2 separate regions of the Mus musculus genome follow, and region 2 is linked to region 1. Evidence: chromatin loops called from intact Hi-C (ENCODE). Cell type or tissue: left cerebral cortex. All regions are shown on one strand. Each heading gives the region's core, and the rest is flanking DNA. Links, peaks and the distances in the headings are about the cores only. Region 1 overlaps Shisa6 (shisa family member 6). Region 2 overlaps Shisa6 (shisa family member 6).

What was found. Peaks named below come from ENCODE experiments on the same cell type or tissue, not always from the same donor. Only the 100,000 strongest peaks of a DNase experiment are listed, where the experiment ranks them.
Region 2: a loop joins it to region 1, with 2.2 times the contacts of the local background. A loop is called at or near these places in 2 of 42 quality-filtered maps.

The regions. Positions count from the first base shown.
Region 1 is chr11:66,255,689-66,264,520 of GRCm38, reverse strand. All of the region lies in intron 2 of Shisa6 (shisa family member 6), which reads left to right. The region is part of intron 1 of Gm12296 (predicted gene 12296); the gene reads right to left. Among named protein-coding and RNA genes, the nearest start is that of Gm45945, 14 kb to the left of the region's middle. In left cerebral cortex, for the core only: no CTCF peak of the experiment used is centred there; DNase peaks (open chromatin) are centred at 4,098 and 4,482.
Region 2 is chr11:66,417,840-66,426,671 of GRCm38, reverse strand. The region is part of intron 2 of Shisa6 (shisa family member 6); the gene reads left to right. Among named protein-coding and RNA genes, the nearest start is that of Shisa6, 100 kb to the left of the region's middle. In left cerebral cortex, for the core only: no CTCF peak of the experiment used is centred there; a DNase peak (open chromatin) is centred at 8,251.

The sequences.
Region 1 (8,832 bases), core at 269-8,268:
TTCTTCCGTCTGTCCTATAACATCAAAGGCTGCATTCTAAAGTCACGAGGAAATCCTTTCCAACAAATAGCAGGTATCAGCAGAGGCAGCTTGGAAAGGCAGCCTTGTTAAGCCCAAAAGAGGTTAGAAAGACTATGCAGCTCTCAAACTCCAGGGAGCTTCACACTGTAGTCTCTATCAACAGAACTAGCTACCTGCAATAACTCTATGCCCAGCTTGTGGGATTACATACAGCAGCCCCCAGAGGAAGCGGTCTTGGAACACTAGCCAACAATATTTGGAATGAGGAATCCAAGGCACAGAGTGAAGTAACCTGCTCCTTGTTCCATCAAAGTGTTGACTGTCCATCACTAGCCCAGGACGTATTTCATAACACATTTTTGGATTGTGTTCATAAGGCCAATGCTCCTCTTGTATGTAGCAGAGACATTGCCATAGAGAAAGTGCTCTGCATATCCCGATAAAGAAATAATTGATCATAGACAACTCTTTAAATTAATTCAAAGGAAATCAAATTAAAAATTTATTTCCTGAGCTATACCAGCCATGTTTGGGGTGATCAGTCTTGTGGTGAGTGGCTGGAACTTTTATAACCTCAGAAGGTTTATGGAGTATGTTTAGGTATACAGAGAAACCAGGAGGCAAAACTGGAAACACTTTTGGGTGAGCTGTGTGCCAGGAATTGTGGGTCCTGACGTGCACAAGTGCCTTCAGTCATCACTAGGGCTGGCCTGAGGGTGTTTCCTTGAATCCTGCCTTAGAGAGGAAGCTGCAGGATTAAGTAACCAACTATGATTACACAACTTGTAAGTGGACTTGGATTTGAGTCTGTCTGACTTCAGAGATCAGGACTTAAGGATTAAAGAACATAGACTACAGCATTGCTATTGAGCCAAGAAAACAGATGCCATCCTCAAGATGGGAAAGACAATTAAAGGGCTTGGAGCTAATTACAGGAATTAACGAGGCTTGCTGCATACTTGAAGAGAAAAGCCCAGGGGTGATGTAATCCCATCTCTAGGAATGGGAGGCTGATGGGCTGGTAGCATCCTCTATAGGTGCTATAGGCCAAAGGAGAGAAAGGGCATGAAACAAAGCCAGCTCTGGTGTTCACAGGCCATGCTTCTGAGTGTGAAGAAAAGAAGATGAGGTGGGCCACCATACCTTGAGATAACCATAGAAAAGTAGTCTCCTTCAAGGCTGGCTCCACCCTGGAAGGTTCCAGCGGTGTCAGGGAAATGGAAAGGGGATTTTATTTTTTCTCTTGGTGGTAGAGTCAGAGGAAACAAGGGAAAGAACAATGGATAGGCATGCTGAGGGACCAGTTATTCCCTCACCAGAGCTCTATTGGGAAGTAGATAATTCCTTGATACCAAATCACCTTTTTCCCACTTGGTTCTTCAAAGGTCCTTTTTCTTGGGCCTTGGAAACACCAAATGAGGCTGCAGTCCTTGGAGAGCATCTCCAGCTCAATCCATTCACTCTGACATGTGAAGATGCAGATGATCCAAAGTAAAAGTAGTCTCTGTCTGCCAGGCTCTGGGCTGGGGTTCTGGAGTCACATCTAACTGTGAAAGCTCCGGTGGACTGCCAAACTCCAGACGCCTTCCTTCAACAGGACAAGAGGTAGCCTTTTGAGGTTGGTTGAGGCACAGAACCATGCCTCAAGAATCTCACTGGAGATAAGTGTGGGTAGAGGGAGAAGGGCTGGGAGGCTGGATTGCCTTTGATCAACCATTTCAGGTTTTGTTTTATTTCTCCCTCAGAAAGTGGTGCTATTAAAACTCAATTTAATTTCTCTGTATAAGATCTTGACGAGGCTTAGAGGTCATTTCCTAGCTAGGAATGTCATATTACAAGTAAAGAAACAGGATCGTAAAGGTAAGATGATTTGCCTATGATAGTTCAGCTGGTCGGTGACCGAGCTAGAGCTGGAACCCTGAGACTGACAACATGGAGGTTTTGATTGGGAGTTCTCAACATGAGAGGCATGTCTGTTGCCTACTATTCAGTGCTGGGAACCTAGTCAGATGGCAAAATAAGAGCAGGTTCCTCTTTGTTTACTGCAAAATTCAAGCCCTAAATTTGTCAAAGGAGGCTGGAAGACAGAGATGGGGTGTGGACTTGGGATCTGGACAAAGCTCAGTTGCGCCACAGAGACAAAGTTTTGATCTTGCTATCATCAAGATTCTGAAGGACATAGTGCCTTTGAGTATCCAGCTTCCCCTTTTTCCCACCTAGCTTCACGGATTTTCCTCCCACTGCTTTGCTTGTGTTGTTAGTTGGTTTCTTCTCCTACTCTCCAAGCCCAGCCTGAGATGGCCCTCAACAAGCTCTCTGTAGTTTCATAAACCTTCTGAATCCCTAGAGATGTAATAATGCTTTGTGTGCTGTTGCTGAATGTATACCGAAAATGGATGTTGATTATGTTAAATTATGATGTTTGTCAACCTTCATCTGCTCTTTGTACCTTATGCTGTTTCATGTAGAATGCAGTAGGATGTAGCCACATCCTCTGTCTGTTGTCTGTATTGTATGTGTACCTGTATGCTCTGTCAGTGTCCCTGTACCCTTTTGTATGTACAAATATGTTGATGTGTATGCTCTTTGCAGCCTTCTGATGTCTGTCTCTGTGTTTATTTAACCTTGTACTGATGTTCATAATGCAATAAAACAACCAAAATAACACAGCGCCTTCTGGCGATTTTTAAACCCTTGGGAGATTCTCCTTTATCTGGGATGGATGCATGTGTTATTACTAAAAGACAGTGGGTTGGATAAATGACTCTTTAATGACCTGGGCAGGATTTGTAGACTCCTTGACCCTTTAGTGGATGTAGGCAGATAAGAATGTGCTCATATATGTGGGGGAAAAAAGTGATGGCTGCCTCCACAAGCTTGCCAGGTGAACCACTATAATCTAGAGTTCTGCATGAAATCCTAGAGTACAATGCAGAAACGAGGCAGCTAATTATCTGACTGTGCTCCCTGGTATATGTAGAAACTCCGTGGAACCCACTCTTTAATAGCAACGACAGAAAAACGGCTTAAACTACTGTGCAAACCTTTGCCCTGAAAACACTCTTTCATCTCAGGAAGGACCATCCTTCCTGCAGTGCTTTCTCTGCTGCCCATTTAGAGGATGCTTCAGATTTTGAGATAGTCCAGTTCTTAAACAAACAAGCAAACAAACTCAGCATTCCTGTCCTGAGCCAGAGATGTGAAGATCGGAGGAAGAGGGTGGCTTGTCACAGATCACATGGGTAAGCCTAGGTAGAGGATTGGGGTGTTGCAAACAGAAGAATGTGTGGTTACAACCTAATACATTGGTCTCCCATTTTCTAGGGATCTAGAAACCTGGCTAAAAGTCTCAGACATATCATGAATAACATGATGGTGAAGGGGGGGAGCGCACCCACCCCCACATTCTCATGGTGAAGAGAAAGAGCCAAGGTCTTGGAGACACTAGAATTTAAAAATTGCTGCTGAATCCAGACAAGTTATGCTTCTGGACCTTCCGTGGGGTAGGAAATTGGATCTGAGGGAGGCTACCGCAGCACTTGTTTCCCAGGAGTACCCAAGTTCTCATGAGAATGTTCCATAAACATGTTCCTAATACTGCCTTGAAGCTTGTAGGTGCCTACTCTGGGATTGCTACAACTAGATTTCCAGAGGCTTACTTCTCCAGCACTAGTGGCTTCTCAAAACAAAGCCTTTTGTTTAGAACCTAGAAAGATCTAGCTGGAGTCTTATCTATTTGAGTTGTTGGGAGAAATTTTCAGACATTTCAAACAACAGATTAACTACTTTTTCCTCCAGTGTGCAGTTATCTTTCCTCCAGAGAGTAGGAATAAATGTGGTTTGTTTCCCACAATTCCAAATTCACACTCAGATTCAATTAGGAAAGTTCTTGCCAGGAATATCTTCCTTGGGCATGCTTGGGTTCATGAATATATTGCAAAAGCAGACATTTTCCTGTCTGCTAGCCTTGTAGAAGTGGAGGGTAGGATTCCACAGACTTTAGCCCTTTGAGTTAGTGTAGGAGGATACTATAGTGTCTGTCTAGAATCTTCCCTCCTTTAAGTCCTCCTTGTTTAATCACCATATTCGTAGTCTACAACACTCTGAAAATGGACCATGAGTCAGACATTTCAAGGCTCTTTCATGGCAATGCCACCTCTATAAATTGAGTCCTACATAAGTTCTAAAGATATTCTAGACACGTAAGCACCATGGTGTACCTGATTTGTAAACCAATGAGATTGGTGTTCCAAGAAACAGGATCCTCAAAGAGAGGATAGACCCCTGACTTCCAAAAATTATGCAAAACTCAAATGAAGAAGAAAGCCTCGGACCTGTTCTTTCATATCACAAAATAACCTAAGATAAGTTAGAAGAGTAGTGTAGTCCAAGAATCATGGAGAACCTAGGGGAAGATGTTTCTTACAGATATGGTGACATGGGAAAGCTTCCTGAAGGGAGTTGAATTGGAGTGAGACTTGGAAAGTAGACAGGCACACTCTAGGATTCCATGACCAAGCACTTCTTAAATGATGGAAGACATGTAGTGTGATGATAAGTGAGAAGCAGTTATATAGTCACAGGCTTTGGATATGATAGAGCTGGAAAGGAATCTTTTATCCCTAACGTGTGGTTGTAACATGACAATTCGCAAATCCTAATGAAAATTTCCACAGAAATGGAATATGGGGTGTGTGTGTATGTGTGTGTATGTGTGTGTGTGTGTGTGTATGAAAGACAGCAGAGAGACAGACAGACAGACAGAGAGACTTTCTAAGGCTGATATTTATGAAGCTGATGAAAATTAATTTCATCAGTGATACTTAGAAGAGTCCACCTCTTCTTATTCCCCAGCACACCGATACCTCACTTCTGTTTCTTGTCTGACCTTTCTGCATCATCTTCCTTTGTCTGTTTTGAGCTGTCTTCATTTCCTCTTTTTCTCTCTCCTTCTCCCCTTTCCTTGACTCCCATCTGAATCATTTTGGAAAGGTGCTACAAATCAACAGAAGAGTCTCTAACACTGGTTAAGAGACTCTGGGCATCACATAGAAATCAGTTAGGGTTGGACAAATCTTTTGCACATAACTTCTTTCTTTCTTTGGAATAAAAGATGTTATTTTTGCTCATTCAATACCATAAAAGTCCTCAGTTACAATCATATTAGGACTTAGATAGGATCGGGCCCCACAAAGTCAAGCCGAGCAATAGCTGATGTTGTAAGGATGAGATCAGCGTTGCTCTCTGAAATCACTGTCAACAGTAAGAGGAACACTGACCTGGAAGAATGTTGAATGACTAGACAAACAGTAGTCTCACACCACGCAGTAATGGAACTGAGATGATAGGATATCTTTATAACTTTAAACTAAAACCAGTCAAGCAGAGAGCATCTTTCTTTTATGTCCACTAGCAGTCCATGGCTTACAAACCAGGGTTCAGCACCTAGGACAGCGACAGCTCCCCAGCCTGACCTGCTGTCTACTAGATAGAGAGGATGACAGGCGGACTTGAGGCAGAGCATGAGAGCAAAGAGATGTTCACAGTGCTCAAACATGGCTAGGTCCAGAGTGAGGAGTTCTAGACTTCACTTTCTATTGGTAGACAGGAGATTGGGTTTACAGGGTTGGGAAAAATGCTTGAGGGGCCTCAACTTGTGGGTAGTGTTGCTATGGAGCAAGCATGTCCCAGTAAACCCAGGAGAGTAGTGACTCAGCATCCACACGCGCTGCTACTGTAACCCTTAGCAGCCTCTTTCACTGAACACTCAGCTTCTCTATTTCTCTGAGCTGCCTTTCTAAGAGTGATCAGAAAGAAACACACACACCAGCAAAAAGCTGGAGGGAGGCTGGGCTTGGCCTGGAGGGAACAGAGGGAGCTAGTCGACGTCCAACTGAGGAGAAAGAGAAAAATTAATGAGACCATGTGGATCTGAGTACAGGAGGCTTTCCAAGGAGATCTCTGGCCAGGCCTGGTGCGAGGATTCTGGCGAAGGGAAGCAAGTGCGGGCAGGGAGGCGAAGTCTCCACTGTGCCTTCCAGGTCACTCAGTAACTGAGCTGCTCTGCACTGATTCTGGTTGGGCTGGATCAATGAGAGGCCGACTAGACAGTGAGGAGTGTGGCAGAGCCTCAGGCAGTGAGTGCTTCAGGAGAGAAGATCTCTTCCCAAGTGTTACATCTCTTGGAACAAAAGGCTCAGACGATGGAGTAGTTCTCGCACACCTTTAATTCCCTGAATCAGGCTTATATACAGTTTTAGGGGTTATTCAGGGTTTGACAGCAGGCACCTCGCATCTGCTGGGACTGAGGGCTTGGGGGAAACCTTATTTGCATGTGGAAAGGCTTGGTGCTGCTGATAGCCACACACTGATAGCCACTCCTGGGAGGCGGGCTGTGGGGGCGGTAACTTTGACAGGAGCCAGGGGCTCAGGAGACATGATTGAACACCTTCTGTCCCATGTAGGTGGAAATCACCACCTATCAGGTCTCCAGGGTTCCAGACCTTTGCTCAACTGGAGAGCAGACTGTCTGTGTGTAGCCCACTGCCCCACAAGACCATGGCAAGGGTGAGGAGAGCTACTTGGCTTCCTGATGTTCTGTGGTACTATAGGCACATGTGTACCTTGCCCTGGGTAGAGGGATGTTAGTGGTCTCACTGATCATTCATGACACACAGAAGAGCAACTTGAAAGTGGGATTTATAAATGAGTGATAAGAACAGTAGATCTGGGGTGGTTGACAAGAGAGGAGACACAGAGATCAATGGCATTAAGGGGAGGAGGAGCAGGAAGGCATACATAACGCACTGCTCTGCACCTCAGGTTGACAGCAGTGACTTCATAACATCCCTGTCCCCTGATGGTTCCTCAGCTGTGTCCCTCTGGTTCCTCACCAAACTCTCATTGCCAACTGTTTCTCAATATCACAGATGGAATGTTGCTGCTGAGGAACCCAGCAGTGGGCAAAGAGCTACAGCCTCTGCTCTTGCTGCAAGGGGTAGGGGGTGGGGGTGCTCCTGAGATGGACAGGGATTTGAGTGGCTACATAGTGTAGTAGCCTCAAGCAGAAATGGGGTAGACAGTGAGTGATAAAACACTTCTTATACCCACTGCTGCCCATGTAGATTACACTGATTCTGAAACCCACTGATGGGTAAGCAAAGTTCTTGTTCTGCCCAATTCCTGTGCAGAAAGGTTCATCGGATGCCCTGTTGTATCTTTTCCTCTGTATTTGACCTGCTAGAAAGAACTTAGGCATTGATGAAAGTGGGTCTCCACCCAAGCTTCCTAACTAAGACACTGGCTTAGACTTGAATCACTAATACCGCTCTAAATTACAAGCAAGTCATAGGAGGTCATTATAGACTGATCTTAGTGCCTCGCCAACACATCTCAGGCAATGGCAGGCTCAGTAACTCATGCCACCACTGCAAAAGGTGCTAAGCAATTAGGAACTGAAGGTCTAGCTTCCAAATAAATGTGTGTTCTGAAACTAGGAATTGCCATCTCCTTCATGGGATGAGACTTCTCTTCTGCATGATAACACATTGTTCTCATCTATTAATTGGGCCCAAGGAGAGCTCCCATCTGATAGAATTGAGATTATGAAATCAGAGAGTGTATGAACAAGGCTGAGACTCATACCTGGTACTTGGTAAGTGGTTTAGCCAATACTATTTTGCTTGGTATTATTAACCCTCAACATGACTTTAAGTTTCAAAACTGTGTAAATTAAGCAAAGTTATCCTAATACTCATATCTGTGCATAGTCTCCTTCATTAAGGGCAGTCAGTGAACCCACTCCACATGACTCCTGCTTCCCAGGCACACATATGTGAGGTGGGAGATAAGATGCCTGTGTTAGTGGAAACTATAATCCGAGGACATAATTTAAAGATTTGGGGGAGCACATTCCTGCATTTAATTCTGTACAATTGGAAATGAGTGCGTGAGCACAGTTTGTTCCTCAGGGAGCACATGCCTTTGCCATACACTAAGTCTATCTCAAATCTCCTAAGCTTATGAGTCTGACGAGGAGATGGTGTCTTGCTGTTCGGGGCATTTATTTGCCCAACGAGATGCATCTTTTCTTCATAAGTGTATGAAGCAAGTGTGTGCCATTGATCCAACCGATATTTATTACCTATCATGAGCCAAACACTCCTATGGTATGTCTTCCTTTCTGAGCCTGTATTGACTAGACAAGGATGTGTGTCATTTACGAGAACCCTAACGTTTAAGCCCCCCCTCATCATTAGCCTGTGCCTCATCTCTGATTGACAGACACTGCCATAAATTCTTCCCCCGCCCCAACTCCATGGAGATTGTCACACCTGGGGATTTATTACCAATCTATCTGAGCCTTTTCTTCTCCAACCTCTTCATTAATGCAGTACAGGAGTTTGGAGAGCAGTTTGCTGGGGAAAGGCAAGAGAGCTGACCAAAGGAGCCCTACAGGGTGAGATCTGAGTGAACCGCCACACCTCAAAGTCATGCCGAGGCTTGACATGTGTGGAAACTTGACCTTGTCAGTGTTCCAGATTCGTTTTCACACAGGCTGATTCACAGGGACTCAGCTCACTGGAGGGCTCGAGTGTGCATCACTTAAATATGCATTGTGATGAGGAAAAACAGAAAACAACAACAACACAACAAAACAAAACAAAAAACCTGACAGGCAGACCAAACAATCGTTGAGCTCTCCAGTATATTTTACCTGGCAGGCAAGTTGCAAAAACAGTCAGACATCTTAAGAGGGCTTATGGGTGGGAGAGCAGAGCAAGGGCCAGGTTATGGATTTGTAAGTTTAGT
Region 2 (8,832 bases), core at 420-8,419, 160 kb before region 1:
TTCTTCCTTCCTTTCTTTCTTTCTTTCTTTCACAGAGCCTTACTCTGTAGTCCAGGATGACAAACTCACGGTATTTCCCTTGCTTACGTTTTCAGAATATAGGGCTTACATAAACAAGTACCACCAAACCTCAACTTTCCTATACTTTCGCCACAACCTTAAGTCTGCATCCCAGTTCACAAACTGTCAAGTTTAGAAGAGGGCTATTCCAAATAAGATGACGGAGGGAGTCCTGACACCTGTCTTCCCACTGGTACAGGCATCTCTATTTCTAGGCAGTAACAACGCAAGAACACCCACAGTTCTAAATCTCTGGCCCAAACTCTCTTGGGAATCTTTCCCACCCATCTGCAGCTCTTCTCAGCTTTGGTGTGGGTTTTTGTCCTATCTGAGATTCATGTAAGTGTGTCAGACTGGCACCTGTAGGCTGTCAGAGATGATGCCCATACGCAAGGGGGGGCTTCTTTCCTGTCTGCGACACCGTTCTTTTCCCCTGTAACATCACACCCACAGGGAGAATGATCTGTGAATTTGGCATGAAAGGAAAAAGAAGAAACTCATATTTTCTTGTCCACCTGGCAAATCATTCTTGAATTTCTCCTGGTTGCTGTGCCACGCAAGGCAAGTTGTTGGTTAGGGGCTCTGCCCTAGAGCTCACAGTGAATGAAATGTCCACCTTCCCGATGATGACAAGATTTTCCTGTCCTGAAAGTCTGTTGTGTCTTTGGTTGGTTGGTGAGGAGGATGTGCTGGGGACACACCTGTGCCTCTCCCTAGGGATTGGAGCGTGGTTGATTGTGTCACCTTTTGCTCTACCCTTCCATACTGTGTTTTCACACTTTACCTGGGCGTTTTTCTGTGAACATCTGAAAGACTGAGTTGGAGAACCCAGAACTAAACTCTAGAGATCAGCAATGTATGCACTCTAGGTTGACTTCGAAAGCTCAAAATGATTATGTCAAGTCACTCCCACAACCTCCATTATGGTTGAACATCATCAGTTCAGATGAGAGGATAAAGAACACTCAAGAGAGGATGAAGCTGCCCGAAGGGAAGTGGCCAGTTTGTAGTGCAGCTAGGGCAGGCTCTCCAGTCTCCTGTCTCTTCAATTTCTAGTACCTTCTCTACATTGGTGACTCTCTTCAGCATCTTCATCCTGCCTGCTTGGTCCTCACAGTCAAGCAAACTGATCAGCCTCTGAATTTCTAGTATAATGTGTGTCTCTAGCTTCTTATGCAAAGGCCAAATGTCCCTGGAAATAGAAACATGTCCTCATTCTCACATACCACCCTAGCATGCCAGCCTACCCTTGATCCAGGCTAGGAACCCCCCCAAAGGGAAATGAGAGACTGGGGGGCAAACCAAGACCCAAATGTGGAGCAGAATATCTGGGCTCTGTGCTTTGGTTTCTCAGGCTGAAGGGGCAGCAGGGGACTGGCAGGTGGAACTGCAGGCCAAGCTGCAGAAACAGGACAGTGCCAATACTTTTCTAGGACTGTAACTGATAAACTGGGACATCCACAATATTTCCTAAGCAAACTAGGTTACCCTCCCCGCTGCTGCAGCTACCCGAGGGCATTGGGCAGCTGGGTGACCCAGAAATGGTCATCTTCTTGTCCAGCTCCATCTGGAATTCTAGCCCCCAATTCCCTAGTACTGACAGCTCTAGGTGGAAGGAAGCTTGACAACATCAAATGGAATCAAGTCCATTCTTATTTCAGGAAGCTTATCCCAAACAATAAAGAGGGAGAGGCATAGGCTGTCCTTTTTTAAAAAAAAGGCAGAATTAGGAAGTAAAGTAGCAATAAATCTTCCCCCATCTACTTTGTTTTATAGTCCAGAGAAGCACAGTGATTGTAGAAAAAAGTGTGCCATGTTGAAAAAAAAAAAAAAAAAAGCCTTGAAATCAAGAGACATCAATTTGGGTCACTAAACTTGGAGAAATTACTTCCTCTCTGGGCCTGACTTTCTCAGTGGGACAATGAATGGATTGGCTTAGATGGTCTCTGATTCTCTTTTATGCTCTGAACGCCTAGTTTTATACATGCTGTCTAGTTAGCATTGCTAAAAACAATAAGAAGCACAGTCACTATCTTAGGATGCTCTGTCCCTGTTCCATACCTGAGTGCCTGCCTGGCAACCTTGTGTGTTTCAAGATCCTACCAAATATTGAGCATTCCAGACTCGACAGCAGTGCCTTCTCCTTTTCCCCTGAGCCGTGTGTCCTCTCATGAGTTCACTCTTCCTTCCAGATCTTTGAGTCCTCATATGTGTAGTTTGTGTAAAGGGTAATATTGTGCTTTCTAAACGCCTAGAGAATTAGACAAGAAGGTAGAGACTATAGTCAGAGAATGTTATGGTTAATTACCAACAAAGCCGTTTTATGGTTGGTGGTGGTAGGACTAAGCATATTCACTTGAGACTGACCTGTTGACTTCTGTAGTCTGTCTGTAGATATAGTTTGGCTCCAAAGGGAAAGGTGCCCAGAGTACATTTCAGCTAGTGCCCGTTGGGCATAAGGGACTCCAGGTATTCAAACTTCTGTGCGAAAAAATTGAACAGCACCCTGTTCACCTTGGAGGCTTGCCCTGACTACCCATTGCTAAGAATGCATCAGGAAGGCCTTTCTTCTAGGGCCACCCATTCAGCTCCCAGTGTTCCTGAAGGAGCCTTCTCTGAGAGGCAAACTGTCGTTGTCTTATACCCAGCCCCCATGTCTCTAGCAAGGCAAGAAGATTATAAAGAAATAACCTAGGGCAATGGTGTGTCTGAGTGCATGTGTATGTCTTGTTTTCAACACAAGGTCTTGTTTTGTAGCTCAGCCTGGAATTTTTGATCTTCCAGTCTCAACCTCCTGAATGCTGGAATTACAAATAGCAAATCAGATGTACAAAGACTTCTTGCCATAAAAGCGTCAACCTTATTATTTATCCCCAAATGTTAAATTTATTAGAATCAGTTCCCAATTGTGTCCTGGCCACAGAACTCTGCTCATTTTAGGTTTCTGGATGGAAATAAGTGGTAGCCTGGTGTTGAGATCCACCTAAATCCTCTGTAGAGGCCATGCGACAAGGAACTGTTCACATACATGATTTTGGAGACAGATTTGCTAGCCTTGCCATTATTGGGATGGAATACCAGATATTAATGATTAAATTATTTAGGCTTATTTATTTTATGTATATAAGTATTTTACCTGTATGAATGTTTGTACACCATGTGTATGTCTAGGGCCCATAGAGGTCAGAAGGGCACTTCAGATCTCCTAGAACTGGAGTTACAAACATTTATGAGCAGTCATGTGGGCACTAGGAATTGAAACAGTGTCCTCTGCAAAGGCAGTTATTACTCTGAACCATCCAGCTATGTTTCTATTTCTGACATGAACAGTTCAAAAGGAGGTATTTTAACTCACAGTTTCAAAGGTTTCAGCCATGGGGAAGCAGAACATCATGATACACACACACACACACACACACACACACACACACACACACACACACATATATATATATATAAAATCAAAATAAAAAATATTTATATAAAATCAAAAGCTACCTGGTTCATTCTGGCCAGGAGGCAGAGAAAGATGAAAAGAGGACCTGGGACCACCTTCAAGGGCAGTCCCCACCACCCCTGTGTCCTGCTTCCAGCTAGGTTCCACCTCCCAAATTTCTACTACCTTCCCAAATCCCGCCATCATTTGGTTGGTACCAAACTTTCTTCAGTTTCCAAGTGAAGATAATGAACTGTGTTAAAGGGCTGATGACCAACAAAGGATGTGAGGGCATGTTGGCAAGGCATGGTGTTCTAGACTTTAGCCATATTTATGCAGGCTCCCTCACATCTTTGATCTTGCAGAACCATGTTAAGGCATTATTTCTCCTGTGATGAGGTAGGAAGGACATAGCTCTGAGGTTAGACTTGAAAGGATCCAGAACCCAGATAGCAGCATAGTCCCAGGCTTGACCAACACATGCATTCTTTGCTTCTTCATCTCAAAATGGGAATGAAAACTCATGGATATTTCTTGAGGAGTAAGAATATATTAACCACTCAGTTGAGAGAGAGAGAGAGAGAGAGAGAGAATTTTTGTGTAAAAATCATGAAACAGATAACAAGAATCCTTTGACAAAAACTTCAGTAAAAACCATCGATGATAAAACAACCAAGTTTCTCTCAGTTTGTTTTTGAAGAAGAGACAACATACAGATGAAAAATCAGCATGGGGAGAAAAGGGAGAGAAATGTGTAGTGGACAAGGAGAAAAGGCCCAGGAGTGGCCAGCAGGAATTGTAGGGAGAGCGATCCTCCATACAACCCTCACCGAGGAGAGGGGAGAATCCTCCACCATCCTGGCCAGTGTTCCTGGCAAAGTGAATGTAAAGGCTTCCTTCCCCCTGCTCAGTTGTGTTCCTGCTACAAATAGTGATTATAATGGCAACAATGAGAATTTAAAACATTGCTTAATAAAGAGTGCTTGAGAGTTTTTGTTTTGTTTTAAGGACACAACCCAGGCATGCTCTCTCCTCCCTTACCTTACTGTACTGGGCATGTGTTTTAAATCAGTGTGGATGATATTCAAAGACGGAACATAGAAAAGAGGACAGGGTTCTCACTTTAAATGTTATCTGACTAGCAAGTAGTCACTAGTGTAGCCTCTTCAGAAGTCTATTAATGAACCCAAGAAGCTTGAATGCAGTACCATTGTCTATGGCCCACAGATCATATCCTGTGAGTCAGTCAGCTATCCAAAGCTTTGGGGTATTTCACTCCAATGCTGACTCAACTGGATTTCAAAAACTACAAATTGGCATCTGGTCTGTGGAGTTAATGTGTGCAGGGGCACCCATCTCTGTTGTCTAAGTGATTAGCCCTTGAGAGACAACTCAGCTTGTAGCCTTTCTAAGTGACATCCTTATTCACCCATCCTGCTTCTTGTCTGCTAAGTGTAGAGAGTAGGAAAGGGTGAGAGCAGAGAAGTGAGCAGCAGCACAGGGCATACACACATATATGAAGTTTTCACTCAGAAAACAGCTAGAAAAGGTCCTGGGAATGAATACGCTGGCTACAACTCTTCTTACGTGTTTTCATTAAGAGATCGAAGTGACCCATTCAGTAGAAACAGGAGAAAAATCGTACCATGCTCCAGCAGAGTCAGAAAGTCTGCTGTATAGAGGATAGCTGCTGTAGGACAGAGAAAATCAACCCAACTCATTTGGAAGATAATGCATTCACACCTATTATAGAGATTGTGTCCAGGCACAGTTAGCTGGGGTACTTAATAATCAAGGTGTAAATCTGTGCAACTACCTACACCAAGCAGAGACTGTGCTATCCGAGGCTTCCAGGGTGTTTCTCGCTCTGGCTCTGGCTCTGGCTCTGGCTCTGGCTCTGGCTCTGGCTCTGGCTCTGGCTCTGGCTCTGCCTCTGCCTCTGCCTCTGCCTCTGCCTCTGCCTCTGCCTCTGGCTCTGGCTCTGCCTCTGGCTCTGCCTCTGGCTCTGCCTCTGCCTCTGCCTCTGCCTCTGCCTCTGCCTCTGGCTCTGCCTCTGCCTCTGCCTCTGCCTCTGCCTCTGCCTCTGCCTCTGCCTCTGCCTCTGCCTCTGCCTCTGCCTCTGCCTCTGCCTCTGCCTCTGCCTCTGCCTCTGCCTCTGCCTCTGCCTCTGCCTCTGCCTCTGCCTCTGCCTCTGCCTCTGCCTCTGCCTCTGCCTCTGCCTCTGCCTCTGCCTCTGCCTCTGCGGTCCTCTCCCTTCACTACCATCTCTGGCCTCATTATCTTGCTCAACCCACCAGAGGTATGTGGCCTCTGTCCAGTACCATCCATCTTATATGTTCCCTACTGCTCAATAGGCCCAAGGAAAAGTTTCCCTTTTGTTGTATTGCCAGCAAGTGTTCTGAGACTGTGGCTCATCTGGCCAAGAACTACACCAGCATTGGGAGATAGGATACTCTTATTGGTCAGACTACAGTCCTCCAGTTGTCACTCAAGAGCTCCAGAGTGGAGGAAACACCCCTTCTGAGCCAAGAGCAATAAGCAGTATTGCTGTGAATAGAGTCTGACATGATCCCCTAAAATTAAGACTCATCCTTCCACCTGGTCTACACGAGATGCCAGTGGGAATGAGGAGGACTGGCATCTACTAGTATCCAGACAGTGGCCGGGGTAGCTCACTGCGACTCTCTCTGCCCTTCTGAGAGTGATATTTTCGAGGTAAGGGGGAAGATCTGAGATAGAAAAGTTAAGGAAAGATATAAAATTAGAGGTGTTCTTTTCTAAGAAAATTTCTTTAAGAAAGCCTACATCAGTCTTAGGGTATTTGTGGTCAAAAGCACAAAGCGCAGATCACTTTTCCTGCTTTGCCAAATGAAGGAAGCTCTTCATTACAGGCACAAACACAGAGAGGAGAGCCCCACATCCTTAAGTGGGCATGGTGGAATAAACTTGTCATCCTGGAAGTGTGTAAAGGGACACAGAGACCAGATGATTGGTGTGAGTTCAAGGCTAGCCTGGACTATAGAGGAATAAGACCTGGTCTCAAAAGAACTGGAAGAAAGTTGTCAGGTCTGGTGCAGCTTGTCTGACTTGTCAGCATAAATGCACAGGGATAAAACCCAGAAAACACCCCGTCATTGAAAATAGCTGACAGTTGTTTCATATTGAGTAATGATGTCAGGCTGCATGATGGTGCTGGGATATGGTTTGCTGCTTTTGAGTACTTTCAGGTCAGAGCACAAACTCTACACGCAGACTACAGGAAAGTTATCCCTAGGTAAGTCTAGTTTTGGAAGATAACACATTGGAATTCCTGTGCAGTTCAGAGATGTGTGAAGTTAGGAAGGGAGGAGATGTTTTGCTAACAGACCTAACTGGCAGTCTCTGAGGTGGGTGTCAGAAGCCCCACCATCAAATCCCATGTGATCCCTGCCCCTCACTGGGCTGAACTGACCACCCCCATGGACCTTGGAATGGCTCTCCATCCCATGGCGTCTGCAGGAAGCCTACCAGGCTGAGACTGTCTAGTTCCTTATTATCCATCATTATCGGGCTGACTCTCTAATTGAACATAAGCTATTCCTTTGCAAAGCTTCTTCTCTTGGAAACTGCCGGCCAAAAGATGACAGAACCAGCTGCAGCCCTCTCTTTGAACTGGCTTTCTGTCAACTGGGCTTTGCAAAATGCTTCATGTAAGTTATCTCAGGTGAATTTCACCACGGAGTTTGCAAGACCAATTAAGTAGGATTTACAATGACATTTAAAGTAAGAAAGGCAGAGCCCGCTTTCTTTGTTCTTGAAAAGTGGGTCTATGGGTGATTCCCTCTTTGCAGCTTTCTATCTATTCCTACTTTTAATGACTATGCACTTTATTTCTTTTTTAAATAAAAATGCACAGTTAAAATAGAAAAGATGGCATGCATTAAGCTGTACACGGATCACAGCGCTCACATTCTTTCTGTTCTCGCCCTTCTCTGCTCAGTGTTACACCATTCACAGGCACACACTTCATTTGCTCTGGGTTTCTCTTTCCATTTCTGTCTCTTTCTCTCTTTTCTCCTCTCTCCCCTCTCTCTCTCCTCACTTTCTTGTTCCCATCTCTCCCCACTCAGCTGCATCTCTCACAGAGACACCCAGTCTTGTCATCCCTCAGCCTCTTCCTGACCCAGCTCCATACCCAAACACGAGTCTCAGAGACTACTTCCCTGACTCTGTGTCTTTCATTCACAGACACACTCGCTGTCAGTCAGACCTCAGTCTCTTGCTTTCTCTTCCCTGGGTTCTCATCCATCTTCCTAGCTTCCCTCCTGCCCTCCCCTTCTGCCTCCTCCTGCTTCTCCCTTGCAAAGCACACACTCCCGATGATGAGTTGTGCGCACTTACAACCATAGGAGTTATGGATTCAATTATCTCAACTCTGCCGCCCTCTCCCCACGTTGCTTGAAAAGTGAGGACAAGTGAGCCTCCTAATTAAAACGTTACCCGTCTCATTGGAGCAAACAGACAGTAGCACGGAGCTGGGAAACAAAATGGAAAGACAAGAGCCCATCTACCTTCCCTTAGCTGGACGAGTCATTCGTGGGCTCTCTGCTTTAACACCAGCTCTCTGCCACTCTGGGCATAGCATAGACTGGGGACAATTTGCTTTTTGTCTACCCCTCCGGGTAAAATGATAAATTCTTTGTCTGGACACTTTGGAATAATCATGGACTGAATCAGGGCTTGGCTGCAATCCATGGACTCCCAAAACTTTTGAAAAAGCTCCTTTGTTAGTTGTCAGCTGTAAAATAAACACATCCCTGGCACCTCCTACTTCCCATAATGCAGAGTAGATGTTGGCCATATTTGATTTGCCACCCTCACTCTTAGTTGAGTTTGCTCTCTTTGTTTGCTGAGACAGATGCAGCTCCCTGGGAACTGGCTGGCAGTGAGCTCTTCCCAGTTGACAAGACTAAGCAGAAGTGGGTAGGCTACACACAGAGCTATAAAATACTCCCACATTACCAGATCAGTTACCAGCTCACTCCTAATATTTTGGAAAAACTATGGATAAGTTAATGGTGGGACTCAAGAGAGCTGCCCATCACATGCCCTTCCTTGGGAAGCTTTTTCAATCTCTAGCTCCAAAACTCATAGGAAGTTTTAGTGCTACTGTCCTTGAGTGGTAGAACCCTCACACCATTGGAGCTACCCATGCTCAGAAGAACTGATGGGAACAGAGACACCCTCACTGATCAGTAGGGTCAGCATGTAGACATCTTCGGGAGATGGTTTGCTTCCTAGTGTACCACATTTTTGCCATGTGATGAATACATAGTCGAAAGTCTCCCTTTCAGGGT